Linked DNA regions of Homo sapiens: region 1 is linked to region 2. A link is an interaction called in ENCODE POLR2A ChIA-PET data of the cell type or tissue named here. Cell type or tissue: GM12878. All regions are shown on one strand. Each heading gives the region's core, and the rest is flanking DNA. Links, peaks and the distances in the headings are about the cores only.

Region 1 (7,547 bases), core at 1,132-5,131, 140 kb after region 2:
TATATACCTAGGAGTAGAGTTGCTGGGTTGTATGGTAACTCTGTGTTTAATATTTTGCAGAACTGCTAGTCTGTTTTCTAAAGTGGCTGCATAGTTTTACGTTTCCATCAGCCGTGTAGGAAATATGTGGCCTTTTGTAATTGGCTTCTTTCACTTAGCATAATATGTTCAAGGTTTATCCATGTTGTGGTATGTATCAGTACTTCATTCCTTTTAATGGCTGAATAATGTCCCATTGCATGGATATAACACATTTATCCTTCAGAAAGCTTTTTATCCAAAAGTATTCAGTGAAGCATTAGTTATAATTTTAAAAAATTGAAAATTACCTTAATTTTTAACAAAAAAGAGTCGTTAAATTAGGTACATCTGCATATATCTTTTATTAGTAATTCATTGTAAAGGATTTCAAAGGAAAACAATTGTTAGAGTGCTAAAGTAGGATACAAAATTGTACGTGTACAACTGTTCAGTGTACCTGGTTTTGGGGGATGGTTATTAATTTCTTTATTTTTAATTTTCTTAGTCTCCTCTGTTGCCCAGGATGGAGTGCAGTAGTGTGATCATACTTGGTGTAACCTCGAACTCCAGGGCTCAAGTAAGCCTCGCACCTCAGCCTCCTGAGTAGTTAGGACTACAGGCACATGTCATCATGCCCAGCTAATTTAAAAATTTTTTTTGGTAGAGATAGGGTCTTGCTCTGTTGCCCAGGTTGGTTGTGAACTCCTGGGCTCAAGCAATCCTGTGCCTTAGCCTCCTAAAGCACTGTGATTACAGATGTAAGCTACTGGGCCCAGCCCCCAATTTAAAAATGTTTCTATATTTTCCACACTTTTTACAATGATCATATATTCCTTTTATAATCAAAGTAAAAGAATAGTTTTTTTAAATGATAATAGAGGTTGCCTATGGTGGTGTGCGCTTTAGTCCCAGCTACATGGGAGGCTGAGGTGAGAGGATTGCTTGAGCCAAAGGACTTGAGTCTAGCCTGGACAACATAATGAGACCCTATCTCTAAAAAAACAAAACCCAGACCAGGCACAGTGGCTCATTCCTGTAATCCCAGCACTTTGGGAGGACAAGGTGGGAGGATTGCTTGAGCCCTGGAGTTTGAGACCAGCTTGGACAACATAAAAAAACCCTGTCTCTGAAAAAAAAAAAAAATTGCCTGGTGAGGTGGTATACACCTTTGTCCCAGCAACTCAGGAGGCTGAGACAGGAAGATCTCTGGAGCCTGGAAGGTTGAGGCTGTAGTGAGCTCGGGTTGTGCTCCAGCCTGGGTGACAGAGTGAGACCCTGTTGCTCCCCCCGCCCCAAAATAAAACCCAAAACCGTAAAACCAACAGTAGCTGTATCTTTGTATGTTACTGATATAAATTTATTCAGCCAAGAAAAGCAGGATCATCAGTGTAAGGAGTGTTAATATTCTATATTGATTCATGATTAGCATATATTATAAATAAAATAATTTCTGACTATGGCTAAGAGAACTTTTAATTTTTCACATGGACCTAAGCATTTCAATTTATAATAGCAGTGTAGAATAATTCTTGTGTATTTGACTTCTGAAATGAGGGAGAGGAAAAATACAGGCAATGCATATTTTAAGCATAATGAACAGTATTGTTTCTTTCAGAGCTCCTTGCAAGAAACAAACTCTATTCTAGGATTTTTAGGCAGAAAGATATCTTATGGTAGGCAATTTGGTACTTACAAAATCATTGCATGGTCTGGAAGAGCTGGAATCAGAGGGTTATCACTAGATTAATATATTCAAGAACATAAGCCCATAGCTGTGACTGAGAGGTCAGGAAACAAACTGGTAAGTAGTCATAGGAACACTGAATCTGGTACCACAGCTTCTTCCAGTTGCCTTTATATCTGGTGAGTAGAGTTAGGCTATCACAATTGTTTCTAAACCTTCTTTGTGTCATTGCTCACCACTTAAATCAGCAACAGAAAGATAGCTTCCATTATCACTTCTGCTTTACAAATCTCATAAGAGGCTGTCTAACTAGCAGAACCTTGTTTGCATTTCCAATACTAACTGTAAAGGAAAGTCTGGGAAATGTAGCTTTTTTTTTTTTTTTTTGGTTGGGGGGACAGGGTCTCACTGTGTCACCCATGCTGGAGTGCAGTGACATGATCTTGGCTCACTGCAGCCTCAACCTCCTGGGCTCAAGCAATCCTCCTGGGCCCAAGCAGTCCTCCCCGGCTCAAGAGGTCCTCCTTAGTAGCTGGGACTATAGGTGCTCATCACCACACCCAGCTAATTAAAAAAATTGTTTTTTGTGGAGATGGGATCTCACTGTATTGCCCAGTCTGGTCTTGAACTCCTGGGCTTAAGTGATCCTCCTGCCTTGGCCTCTCAAAATGCTGGGATTATAGGCATGAGCAAATGCACCTGGCCAGTTTTTTTTTTTTTTTTTTTTTTTAAATAAAGCATTCCTGCCCTTGACGTACAAGAAGGCACGTATAGGGAGTGGTGAGAGGGAATGAATGCCAACTATTTCATGACTAGCCTTCAGAAGCCTCTGTTTACTAGGTAATAAGGCTTTATACTCAGCGTACAGTTGACCCTTGAACAACATGGGTTTGAACCGTGCAATTCCACTTACATGTAGGCTTTCTTTAGCCTCTGCCACCCCTGAGACAGCGAGACCAACCCCTCCTTTTCCTCCTTCTCTTCAGTCTACTCAACTTGAAGATGATAAGGATGAAGACTTTATGATGATCTACTCCACTTAATGAATAGTAATTATATTTTCTCTTCTTTATGATTTTCTTAACATTTTCTTTTCTCTAGCTTAATTTATTGTAATAATACAATATATAATACATATACTAGATACATGTTAATGGACTGTTTCTGTTAATGTAAGGCTCCTGGTCAGCAGTAGGCTATTAACTTTTGGGAGTCAAAAGTTACTTGCAGATTTTTGATGGAGTGAGGGGCTGACAGGTTGCCGGGACCATAATCCCTGTGTAGTTCATGGGTCAACTGTATTTTATTTACTATTTTATTCTATTTTATTTTTTTAGATGGAGTTTTGCTCTGTCGCCCAGGCTGGAGTGCAGTGGCGCAATCTTGGCTGACTGCAACCTCTGCCTCCTGGGTTCAAGCGATTCTCGTGCCTCAGTCTCCCAAGTAGCTGGGATTATAGGGGCCCGCCACCATGCCCAGCTAATTTTTGTATTTTTAGTAGAGACTGGGTTTCACCATGTTGGCCATGCTGGTCTCAAACTCCTGACCTCAGGTAATCCACCCGCCTTGGCCTCCCAAAGTGCTGGGATTACAGGCGTGAGTCACCTCGCCCGGCCTTGGGTCAGCTGTATTTTAAAGGTGGTAAGGTTAACAATATTCAACTTAGATTTGATTTGTTCAGAAATTTTTCTTTTCTTTTAATCTGAACCATTGATGTTCTATTTTCATAATGTGTCAGTTGTAGTGTTTCATTGGAAGTAAATGGATGTTTGTAGAATTTTTTTTCTTTTTCTTTTTTTTTTTTGAGACAGGATCTCACTCTGATGCCCAGGCGAGTGCAGTGGCACGATCATGTCTCACTGCAGCCTCAACTTCCTGCGGTCAGGTGATTCTCCCACCTCAGCCTCCCAAGTCGGTGGGACTATAGGTGTGTGCCACCATGCCCAGCTTTTTTTTCTTTTTTTTTGCATTTTTTTGTAGAGATGGGGCTCCGCCATGTTGCCCAGGCTGGTCTCGAACTACTAGGTTCCAGTGATCCGCCCTCTTCGGCCTCCCAAAGTGTTGGAATTACAGGTGTGAAGCACCATATCCTACCGAAATTTTCTTTGTAGTGTGTTTCTCTTTGGATTGAATAGGTAAAATATTGCCAATAGATGTAAAAGTCTCCATACTTTTTTCCCTAATAGTTGGGCTTTTATAGAATTGAATTAATATGTAATTTTTTTTCTTTTATTATTTGATTATTTTACCTCCATTTATTATTTTGTCAAAAATGGGAGAAGTGGCCGGGCGTGGTGGCTCACACCCATAATCCCAGCACTTTGAGAAACGGAGGCAGGTGGATCGCATGAGCCCAGGAGTTTGAGACCGGCCTGGGCAAAATAGTGAGACTCTATCTCTATCAAAAAAGTAAATAAATAAATTAGCTTGGCATGGTGGTCCCAGCTACTTAGAAGGATTGCTTAAGCCCCGGAGGTTGAGGCTACAGTGGGTCATGATCATCCCACTACACTCCAGCCTGGGTGACAGAGGGAGACCCTGCCTCAAAAAAAAAAAAAATTGTGGTAATGTTTAAAAATAGTATGTGAACTAGTAAATGCAACTTTTCCTCTTATAATGTGGAATCAAGATGTTACACTTTTTAGTTCCTGATAAAATAAAGTTTTGAGAATGCTAGAAGATACTTAAGTGTAATTTTTTTATCTGAAGATATTTCTACCTCCCAAGTTTCATGAAATATCAGCCTATTGAGTAGTTTCAGTATGGTGAGTGTCTCATTAAAAAGCCATATGCTAAATAACTTCCAAATACTGTAATTTCGATTCCTTTTTTTTTAGAGAGAGCCTCACTCTATGGTCCAGGCTGAAGTGCAGTGGTGCAGTCATACCTCACTACAGCCCCAAACCCCTGGCTTCAGATGATCCTTCTGCCTCAGTATCTGAGATAGCTGGGAATATAGGTTTGAGCCACTGGGCCTGGTAGATTCTTCACTAAGTATTTGAGAGCAAATTAGGGATTTTTAGCTTCTGGTACCATTTGTTGCTTGCAACAGAAAGTTAGGTTGACCTGGAAACTTAACTGCTTTAGAGATACCTACTGACTACTTTGGCAAGGACCTGGAAACTTAACTGCTTTAGAGATGCTATTGACTACTTTGGAGGAGCAAGGAATGAGGCTTTGGTATAGACATTTTCAGGCACTGAAATTTAAGGGTTGTTGTTGTTCCTTCTACCCCCACCACTTTTCAAATTGATTACTTTTCTTTGATCAGTATTATTTATTAATAGTATTCTGTGTCAGCAAGTTAGGGTAATTGTTAAATGTTTTGGCTCCTGTATTCTATACATTTTTTTTGTAAAAACTGCTTAATACATTTTAGAGCTGACATTAATGTTTTTCATCATAAGTTTAAAAGGTTGCAAAAGATTTAGTTTCTGGTGTATTGTCTGTTGTATATGTTTTTACATAATGTATTGACTAAGATCTTGACCTTAAAGTGATTTTGGTTATTCACTTTAATGGGAAGTACTGCTATAAAATCTAATTGCTGGTCCTCATAGTCAAACCAGCCAAATGGAGTATGTTTTCTCATCAGAAGTGGTTTTATTTTTAATTCTAAGAAACACATCGGTACCTGCACTCAGTGACTTTCACTTTCTACTTCTAAGACAGGTTGATAAAGCAAGGAGTCATGTCAAGAGTTTGTAGCATAGGCCGGGTGCAGTGGCTCACGCCTGTAATCCCAGCACTTTGGGAGGCCGAGGCGGGTGAATCACGAGGTCAGGAGATCGAGACCATCCTGGCGAACATGGTGAAACCCTGTCTCTACTAAAAAATACAAAAAATTAGCTGGGCGTGGTGGCACGCGCCTGTAGTCCCAGCTACTCTGGAGGCTGAGGCAGGAGAATGGCATGAACCCAGGAGGCAGAGCTTGCAGTGAGCTGAGATCGCACCACTGCACTCCAGCCTGGGTGACAGAGCGAGACTCTGTCTCAAAAAAAAAAAAAAGAGTTTGTAGCATAAGGCATCATTTCTTTCAGTATTTCTTGTTTTGCTCACATGAGACTTTTCCCCAGTCTCTCCCAATTGTCCTTTTGGTGCATTGGAGATTTCTTGAGGTAAGGAACATGTTAAAACTTGAGATGAATAAGAGAAATGACTTTTTTTTTTTCCTTCTTAGAAACAGGGACTCGCTCTGTCACCTAAGCTGTAGTAGAGTGGCACAGTCATAACTCACTACTGCAGCCTCAAACTCCTGGGCTCAAGTAGTCCTTTTGCCTCAGCCTTTTGAGTAGCTAGGATCACAGGTGCGTGCCACCATTCTTGGCTAATTATTTTATTTTACTTTTGTAGAGACAGGGTCTCACTATGTTGCCCAGGCTGGTCTTCACCTCCTGGCCTAAAGTGATCCTCCTGCCTCCACCTCCCAAAGTGCTACGATTATAGGTGTGAGCTACTGTGTCTGGCCTTGACTTTCTTTTATAACATAGAAGAGCTATTGTGAAAGGAAAGATGGAAGAGACAAGGAATCGTGCTTGGATACGTCAATTTTAGAAGAGCACAAAAGGCAGTTGGTGATCTGAAAATTGATTTCCTTAAAATTGTCTAGACCTGTGTACCCCCTGGAAAGTATCAAACCTTATACTGGGTTGAGGACTCTTGAGTTAAGGGAACAGCTTATCTTCTGCCTTAATTGGTATCGTGTATTTATCTTTTGAAGTAAATTATTTCACTTTTTAATTTTACCTTGAAAGTTTTGAGAAACTGTATAACTGGCTGCTTCTTTTTTCTTTCTTTTTTTTTTTTTGTTTTTTTTTTTTTTGAGACAGGGTATGGCTCTGTCGCCCAGGCTGGAGTGCAGTGGCGCGGGGTCAATGGCAGCCTCCACCTCCCAGGGCTCAAATGATCCTCCCATCTCAGACTCCTGAGTAGCAGAGACTACAGGCTGGCACCAGGCTGGCTGGTTAATTTTTGTATTTTTAGTAGAGACGGGATTTGGCCATGTTGCCCAGGCTGATCTCAAACTCCTGGGCTCAAGTGATCTGCACACCTCGTCCTCCCAGAGTGGTAGGATTATAGGCATGAGCCACCATGCCTGGCCATAACTGACTTTTATGATGAAACCAGCGTAGTTTTTATAGTACTTTACAGGCCAGCGAACATAGTAATTAGAACCTCATGGAAGTGATTGCCAAAATATAAAAATTAGAAAAAAAGAAAACTGTATCTTTGTCTTTTACTCCATACCAAGGTAAATTCTTGATTTTTCCCAGAGTTCAAGATAAAAAAGGAAAACCTTAAAAATACTAGGAGAAAACATCGGTCAATATAAAAACTCTTGGGTATGGGGAGGGCTTTCACAAGAAGCCTTATAGAGAAATATTTATAAGTGTGCCTGATTTGTAAGTAAGATTGTTCTGTGGTCTGTAGTTGTTGTTTTTTAATTATTTCTTAATGCTATTTGGTTAGCCATGTCAAATTGTCATATCTTAATCACTTATAAAATGTTTATATAATGAAGGTGAATTATTATGGTCCATGAATTTATGTATATGATTTTTTTTTTAAAAAAGGACTTATTCAGAATGGTGGTTCCCTACCCTGGCAGTACACTAAAATAGTCTGGTGGTACCCTTAACAAAACACAGGTTCCTGGGAACCACTCCTAGGAATTGATTAATTTGTCTGATGTGGGGCTTTGGCATTAATATTGCTTTAGAAGCTCACCAGTTTATTTTACTATCCACTCGGAATTGAAAACTACGTTTTTGAAGGATTTGTTTTCACTTTGATCTTTATTTTGTTTAGTTACTCTTTTTTTTCTCCTTCCCTTGAACTCAGT
Region 2 (7,547 bases), core at 2,245-6,244:
ACTTTGGGTTTGATAATGACATTTTAGCTACAACATCAAAGGCACAATCCTTGAAAGAAATAATTGATAAGCTGGACTTCATTAAAATTAAAAATTTCTACTCTGTGAAAGACACTGTGAAGAGAATATAATGACAAACCACAGACTGGGAAAAATATTTGTAAAAGACATATCTGACAAGGGATTGTTATCCAGAATATACAGAGAACTCTTAAAACTCAACAAGAAAACAAACAACCCAATTAAAAATGGGCAAAAGGGCCAGGTGCAGTGGCTCCCACCTGTAATCCCAGCACTTTGTGAGGCCGAGACGGGCGGATCACCTGAGGTCAAGAGTTCGAGACCAGCCTGGCCAACATGGTGAAACACCATCTCTACTAAAAATACAAAAATTAGCCAGGTGTACTGGTGCGTGCCTGTAATCCCAGCTACTCAGGAGGCTGAGGCAGGAGAATCGCTTGAACCCAGGAGGCGTAGTTTGCAGTAAGCTGAGATCATGTCACTGCACTCCAGCCTCGGCGACAGAGCGAGATTCCATCTCAAAAAAAAAAAGAAAAAGAAAAGAAAATGGGCAAAAGGGCCAGGCGCAGTGGCTCATGCCTGTAATCCCAGCACTTTGGGAGGCCGAGGCAGGCGGATCACCTGAGGTCAGGAGTTCAAGACCAGCCTGGCCAACATGGTGAAACACTGTCTCTACTAAAAATACAAAAATTAACTGAGCGTGGTGGCAGGCGCCTGTAACTCTAGCTACTCAGGAGGCTGAGGCAGGAGAAATGCTTGAACCTGGGAGGTGGAGGTTGCAGTGAGCCGAGATTGCGCCACTGCATTGCAGCCTGGGTGACAGAGGGACACTCCATCTCAAAAAAAAAAAAAAAAAAAAAAAAAAGCCACTAACTATGAGAATGGCCAAAAATCAAAACACCTACACCACCAAATGCTGGTGAGGATGAGGAGCATCAGGAACTCTCATTCATTGCTGCTGAGAATACAAAATGGTACAGCCCCTTTGGAGGACAACTTGGCAGTTTCTTACAAAACTAAACCTACTTTTACAAAAAACAATGCAGCAATCATGCTCCTAGGTGCTTACTTAAATCATTTGAAAACTTATGCCCACAGAAAAACCTGCACATAGATTTTTATAGCAGCTTTATTCATAATTGACAAAATCTGGAAGCAAACCAAGATGTCCTTCAGGAGGTGAATGAATAAATAAAATGTGATACATCCAGACAATGGAATATTATTCAGTGCTAAAAAGAAATGAGCATCAAAACACAAAAAGACCTGGAAGAATTTTAAATGCATATTGCTAAGTGAAAGAAGCCAACTGAAAAGGGTATATCATTTTTAACTCCAGTTACTTGACATTCTGGAAAAGGCAAAACTATGTATGGAGACAGTAAAAAGATGAGTGGTTGCCAAGAGTTAGTGGGGAGGAAGGAATGAAAAAGTAGAGCCTAGAGGATTTTTAGGACAGTGAAACTGTTCTGTATGATACTATAACATGTCATTATATTTTGTCAAAACCCATACAACACCAGCAGTAAACTGTAACATTAAACTATGGACTTTGGGTGGTAATGATGTGTCAATGTAGCTTCATGGATTATAAGAAAGTACCAATTTGGTGCAGAATGTTGATAGTGGTGGAGGATGTACATAAAGTCCAGGAGAGGTATGTAGGAACTGTCTGTACTTTCCAGTCAATTTTGCTGTGAATCTAAAACTGCTCTAAAAAATAAAGGTTATTTTTTAAAAATTCATATAGAAATGCCAGTCAAGTAATCTTTAAAGGCTATATTTTAAAATTCATATAGAAATGCAAGTCAAGTAATCTTTAAAGGTTATTTTTTAAAATTCATATAGAAATGCAAGTAATCTTTAAAAAGAACAACGTTGGAGGACTCACACTTCTCAGTTTCAAAACTTAAGACTACAGGAATTAAGACATTGTGGTATGGACATAAGTATAAACACACAGGTCAACAAAATAGAAAGGAGATTCCACAATTAAAGCCTCGCATTTATAAAGTCAGTTGATTTTGACAAGGGTGCCAAGACAATAGGGAAAAAATAGTCTTTTCAAATGATACTGAAACAACTGGACAGCCACATGCAAAACAATGAAGTCAAACCTCAAGCAACATACAAAGACTTAACTCATAATGGATCAAAGATGTACATTTAAGACTTAAGATTATAAAAGGTTTTGAAGAAAATATAGGTATAAAACTCTGTGATCTTAAACTCTGTGATTAAGCAATGGTTTCTTAGATATGATACCAAAAGCTGGTGAGATTGTAAAGTGGCTCAGCCACTTTGGGAAGGTTTAGCAGTTCCTCAAAACGTTAAATGCAGAGTAACCATATGACCAATTGAGTAACCATAAAAGCAAGTCCACTCCTAGGCATACAACTAAGAGAAATGAAAACATATATCCACACAAAAAATTGCCCACGAATGTTCATAGCATCATACATAATAGCTGAATGTGAAACAACCCAAAAGTCCCTCAACTGATGAATAGATAAACAAAATGTGGCATATCTAAACAACAGAATATTATTTAGCAAGAAAAAAGAATGAAGTTACTGATATCACATCATGGATGCTAAATGAAAGAAGCCAGTCACAAAAGACCATATATCCTGCATTATTTCATTTATATAAAATATTCAGGATAGACAAATCCATTAAAACAGAACCATCATTCTCAGCAAACTAACACAGGAACAGAAAACCAGACACCACATGTTCTCACTGATAAGTGGGAGTTGAACAATGAGAACATATGGGCACAGGGAGGGGAACATCACACACTGGGTTGAGGGCAAGGGGAGGGATGGCATTAGGAAAAATACCTAATGTAGATGATGGGTTGATGGATGCAGAAATCACCATGGCACATGTATACCTACGTAACAAACCTGCATGTTCTGCACATGTATCCCGGAACTTGAAGTATAATAAAAAAAATTTTTTTTAAAACAGAAAACAGATTAGTGATTGCCTAGGGCTGGGGATAGGTGGGTTTGAGAGGAAATGGGGAGTGACTCTCTATGGGTAAGTTGCAGAAATCTCTAAACTTCATTTTATCCCTAAATACTTAGTCACGCATCCCCTAAGAATAAAGACATTCTCCTATAAAACCACAACCAATTATCTACCCAGGAAAATTAACAAATAAATAATGTCATCTAATACACAATTTATATTCAAATATCCCTAACTGTCCCAGAAATGTCTTTTATTAGCTTGTATAGCTGTTTTTTAATCCAAGATTTGATCATTATTAGTACATTGCATTACATTAAGTCTCTTTTGCCTCTTTTAATCTAGAACAGTTCTCACACCTTTTGGTAGTAGTGTTTGTTGTTTATGAGGTTGGTATTGGTGGTGATACTGATATTTCTCATGATATTGACTTTTTGTTTTAAGAGTTCAGCCCAATGTTCTTATAAAATGCCCCACATTCTGGATTTGAAGGTTTATTAATATCTGACTGTTTCCCCATTACTAGATTCAGATTAAACATTCCTGGCAAGAATAATACCTAGATGATGTTGTGTATTTTATTGTACCACCATTAGTGATGCTGTTTTTGTTAACATATTTAATGTGCTATCAGACCTCTTCATCATAAATGAAGTATATCTTTCCCCTTTGCAATTAATAAATTACTTGGAAGTGATACTTTGAGACCATGTCCCCCCAATTTTTCACCCAATGGTATTAGCATGCATTGATAGTCCTTGCCTGAATCAATTTTTATGTTGTGAGTTGAAAAATAGTTATTTTTTGCAAATCAAAACCACAATGAGATATCATCTCACTCCAGTTAGAATGGCGATCAATAAAAAGTCAGGAAACAACAGATGCTGTAGAGGATGTGGAGAAATAGGAATGCTTTTACAGTGTTGGTAGGAGTGTAAATTAGTTCAACCATTGTGGAAGACAGTGTGGCGATTCCTCAAGGATCTAGAACTAGAAATACCATTTGACCAAGTGATCCCATTACTGGGTATATGCCCAAAGGATTATAAATCATGCTAATATAAAGACACATGCACACGTATGTTTATTGTGGCACTATTCACAATAGCAAAGACTTGGAACCAACCCAAATGTCCATCAATGATAGACTGGATTAAGAAAATGCAGCACATATACACCATGGAATACTATGCAGCCATAAAAAAAGAATGGGTTCATGTCTTTTGCAGGGACATGGATGAAGCTGGAAACCATCATCCTCAGCAAACTATCACAAGGACAGAAAACCAAACACCACATGGTCTCACTCATAGGTGGGAATTGAACAATGATGGACAGAGGGCAGGGAACATCACACACCGGGGCCTGTCGGAGGGGGGTCTGGGGGAGGGATAGCATTAGGAGAAATACCTAATGCAAATGATGGTTGATGGGTGCAGCAAACCAACATGGCACATGTATACCTATGTAACAAACCTGCACATTGTGCACATGTACCCTTGAACTTAAAGTATAATTTTAAAAAAAAGAAGAGAAAAATAGTTATTTTTTTTCATTTGATCATTTCTTCTATGTTTACTAGTTGGAACTTTATTTTTTAAAAAAAGCATTTCTCTCTTTCATACCAATATAGATTTACAGATTTATGTCTTTGTGTATTATGACCATTATTAATTTCTTTCTCTTTTTGAGACAGGGTCTCACTCTGTCACCCAGTCTAGAGTGCAGTGGTCCGATTTCGGCTCACTACAACCTCCGCCTCTTGGGCTCAAGCCATCCTCCGGCCTCAGCTCCCCAAGTAGCTGGGATTACAGGCGTATGCCAGCACGCCTGGCTAATTTTTGTATTTTTAGTACAGACAGGGTTTTACCATGTTACCCAGGCTGGTGTCAAACTCCTGAGGTCAAGCAATCCACCCACTTCAGCTTCCCAAAGTGCTGGGATTAAAAGCCACTGTGCCCAGGCCATTATTAATCATTATTATGCTCATGTTGTCCCGAATTTGGCCAAAGGGAACCCCTTCAACCTAACTCCTATGTCTTTTTGACATAACCTCTCAGTCTTTGAGCACTTCCACTTCCCAGGCTACAACCACAGCAAGACACTCCATACTCACCTTGAACTTTCCCTGCCCCACACCTGCAATCAGCCATTTCTTTCACAGAAACCTGATGCCTTCTAGTAGAGAACGGTATTTAAAAACCAAGAGCTGAGTGTTATGTAGCATTTATTGTGACTAGGCCTTGACAGTAAAGAGAGCTAGATTTTCTTTTTTCAAAAAAAGTCATCAGCATAGACATACTTCTGAACTTTACAGGGGTTCTTTATCAACTTTTCCATCCCACGTGTTTATCTCCCTTCTTCCATAATGAAAACCTTGATTCCCATTCAAACCAATATCTTTACTCATACTATACAGACAAAAAATAATTTCACCATTACAACAACAACAAGTTTATGAGATAAAATTCAAAATTTCTTTGCATTTGTTCCTTGTCCTTAGAATTTGTCCTAGTAAGGATACAGGGTCAGTGTGCTGTGTTCAGAAGAAACTTGGATTATATTTTCTGTGTGTTTATGTTTTTAATATTTATCCACTGTTTACTTCATTTGGTTCTCTTCGTGTTTGATTTTAGGGTCTGCTTTTCTATCTTCTTTATTTACTTTTAGATTATTAACTCCTGGATATTTCCAGTCTTTCTTCATCCCTATCCATAATAGAAGGCTCATGCCTGTAGTCCAAGCACTTTGGGAGGCTGAGGCAAGCAGATCACTTGAGGTCAGGAGTTCAAGACCAGCCTGGCCAACATGGTGAAACCCTGTCTCTACTAAAAATACAAAAATTAGCCAGGCATGGTGGCACACACCTGTAATCCCAGCTACTCAGGAGGCTGAGGCACAAGAATCACTTGAACCTGAGAGGTGGAGGCTGCAATGAGCCAAGGTCATGCCACTGCACTCCAGCCTGGGCGACAGAGTGAGCCTCTGTCTCAAAAATAATAATAATAATAGTAATAATAATAATAATAATAAGAGAAGGTGCTAGTTTTGCCTGGCAATTTTTCTTTTTAAAGTTCTAAGGATGGTCCCAAAGTACCATTTAGGATCTCTTCGGATCTTCTAATATACAATTATAAAGAAAGAGGGAGAGAAATAAATGCAAGAGGTGCATGGAAGGAAGTTAATAAGGTATGAGAGAGTTCCCTTTCCATTTAAAGAGAGAGGCACAGGCATAGCTGTAGTATATAAGACAAGTAATTAAGAAAGGATCTTCAAGCAACCAAAAATAGCTTCCACACAAGAGAAAAGGACACTTCAGCTGAAAAGGGAGGCTCAGTAGGTTGGGAATTTGAGGTAGTCTGAGTCAGCCAAATTCTCCAACTTAGCTCATTCTAAATATTTAGATACTGCTCTTTCTTGATCAACATCCTGGCTTCCTCATAAGAGACTATATATAAGTCCATGAATTAAACCAATAAAATTTGGCAACCCTGAGGATCAAACACTGTGTCTGGCCTACAGTTGCTTCAGTTCTTCAGCTGCAAGAGCCTATGTCTTGCTAAATCTCTTACAGATCTTTGTAGCAGAGCCACAGAAGTTCCCTGGGTTTCTCTGATAACTTGAGCTAATAATTTAGAAATCTTGCCTTTTTTTTTTCTCCCCCAGGCTGTAGTACAATGGCCCCAACTCAGCTGACTGCAACCTCTGCCGCCCAGGTTCAAGTGATTCTCGTGCCTCAGCCTCCCGAGTAGCTGGGACTACAGGCACCCACTATCAAACCCAGCTAATTTTTGTATTTTTAGTAGAAACTGGGTTTCGCTATATTGGCCAGGCTGTCTCGAACTCCTGACCTCAAGTGATCCACCCACCTCGGCCTCCCAAAGTGCTGGGATTACAGGTGTGAGACACGGCACCCAGCCTTGTTATTACTTTTTAAGATGTTCAGCAATATTAGAAGCAGTCACAACACCTGCACAACCCTCAAATTCCATGCCTACCCTTTATGTGATCCTATGGCAATAGGATTTGGAAACCCAAAGCCTTGCCTTCAATTGGCATGTCACTGCAGGTGATCAAATAAATGATTTAATTAGCTATTTTGAGCCAAGTGTGATGGCATGGGCCTATCATCCCAACTACTTGGGAGGCTGAGTTGGAAGGGTCACTTGAGCCTGGGAGTTCAAGGCTGCAGTGAGCTATAATCCCCACTGCACTCCAGCCTGGGTGACAGAGGGAGACCTTGTCGCAAAAAAAAAAAAAAAAAAAAAAAAAAAACATATTTTGTTACTATTTGCCAAGGGCTGTGAAAATCCAATTCCTTAATGTTAGCTGGGTTCTCCTTGCCTCCATCCCAAACCAGGCCAATTAACCAACCCCAAGCTCTCCACCTACCCTTTCCCTATTGCCTGCAATCGCTTCTGCTAAGAATTTCTCCATCGGCTAATTTCTTGAAACTAATGAATGGCTCACAGATAAACTGGGAAAATAGGCAGGAATAAAGAGAAGCTATGCAGATAACTTCACAAACAAAAATAGAACCAGAGGCCAGG

What was found. Peaks named below come from ENCODE experiments on the same cell type or tissue, not always from the same donor. Only the 100,000 strongest peaks of a DNase experiment are listed, where the experiment ranks them.
Region 1: POLR2A ChIA-PET joins it to region 2 with 5 read pairs; 2 of 35 experiments call an interaction of 5 or more read pairs at or near these places.

The regions. Positions count from the first base shown.
Region 1 is chr5:131,283,974-131,291,520 of GRCh38, forward strand. All of the region lies in intron 1 of CDC42SE2 (CDC42 small effector 2), which reads left to right. Among named protein-coding and RNA genes, the nearest start is that of CDC42SE2, 24 kb to the left of the region's middle. RefSeq lists an enhancer at 5,296-5,355. In GM12878, for the core only: no CTCF peak of the experiment used is centred there; no DNase peak of the experiment used is centred there; H3K4me3 peaks cover 122 bases; H3K27ac peaks cover 1,217 bases.
Region 2 is chr5:131,141,058-131,148,604 of GRCh38, forward strand. No RefSeq gene overlaps it. Among named protein-coding and RNA genes, the nearest start is that of HINT1, 20 kb to the right of the region's middle. In GM12878, for the core only: no CTCF peak of the experiment used is centred there; no DNase peak of the experiment used is centred there.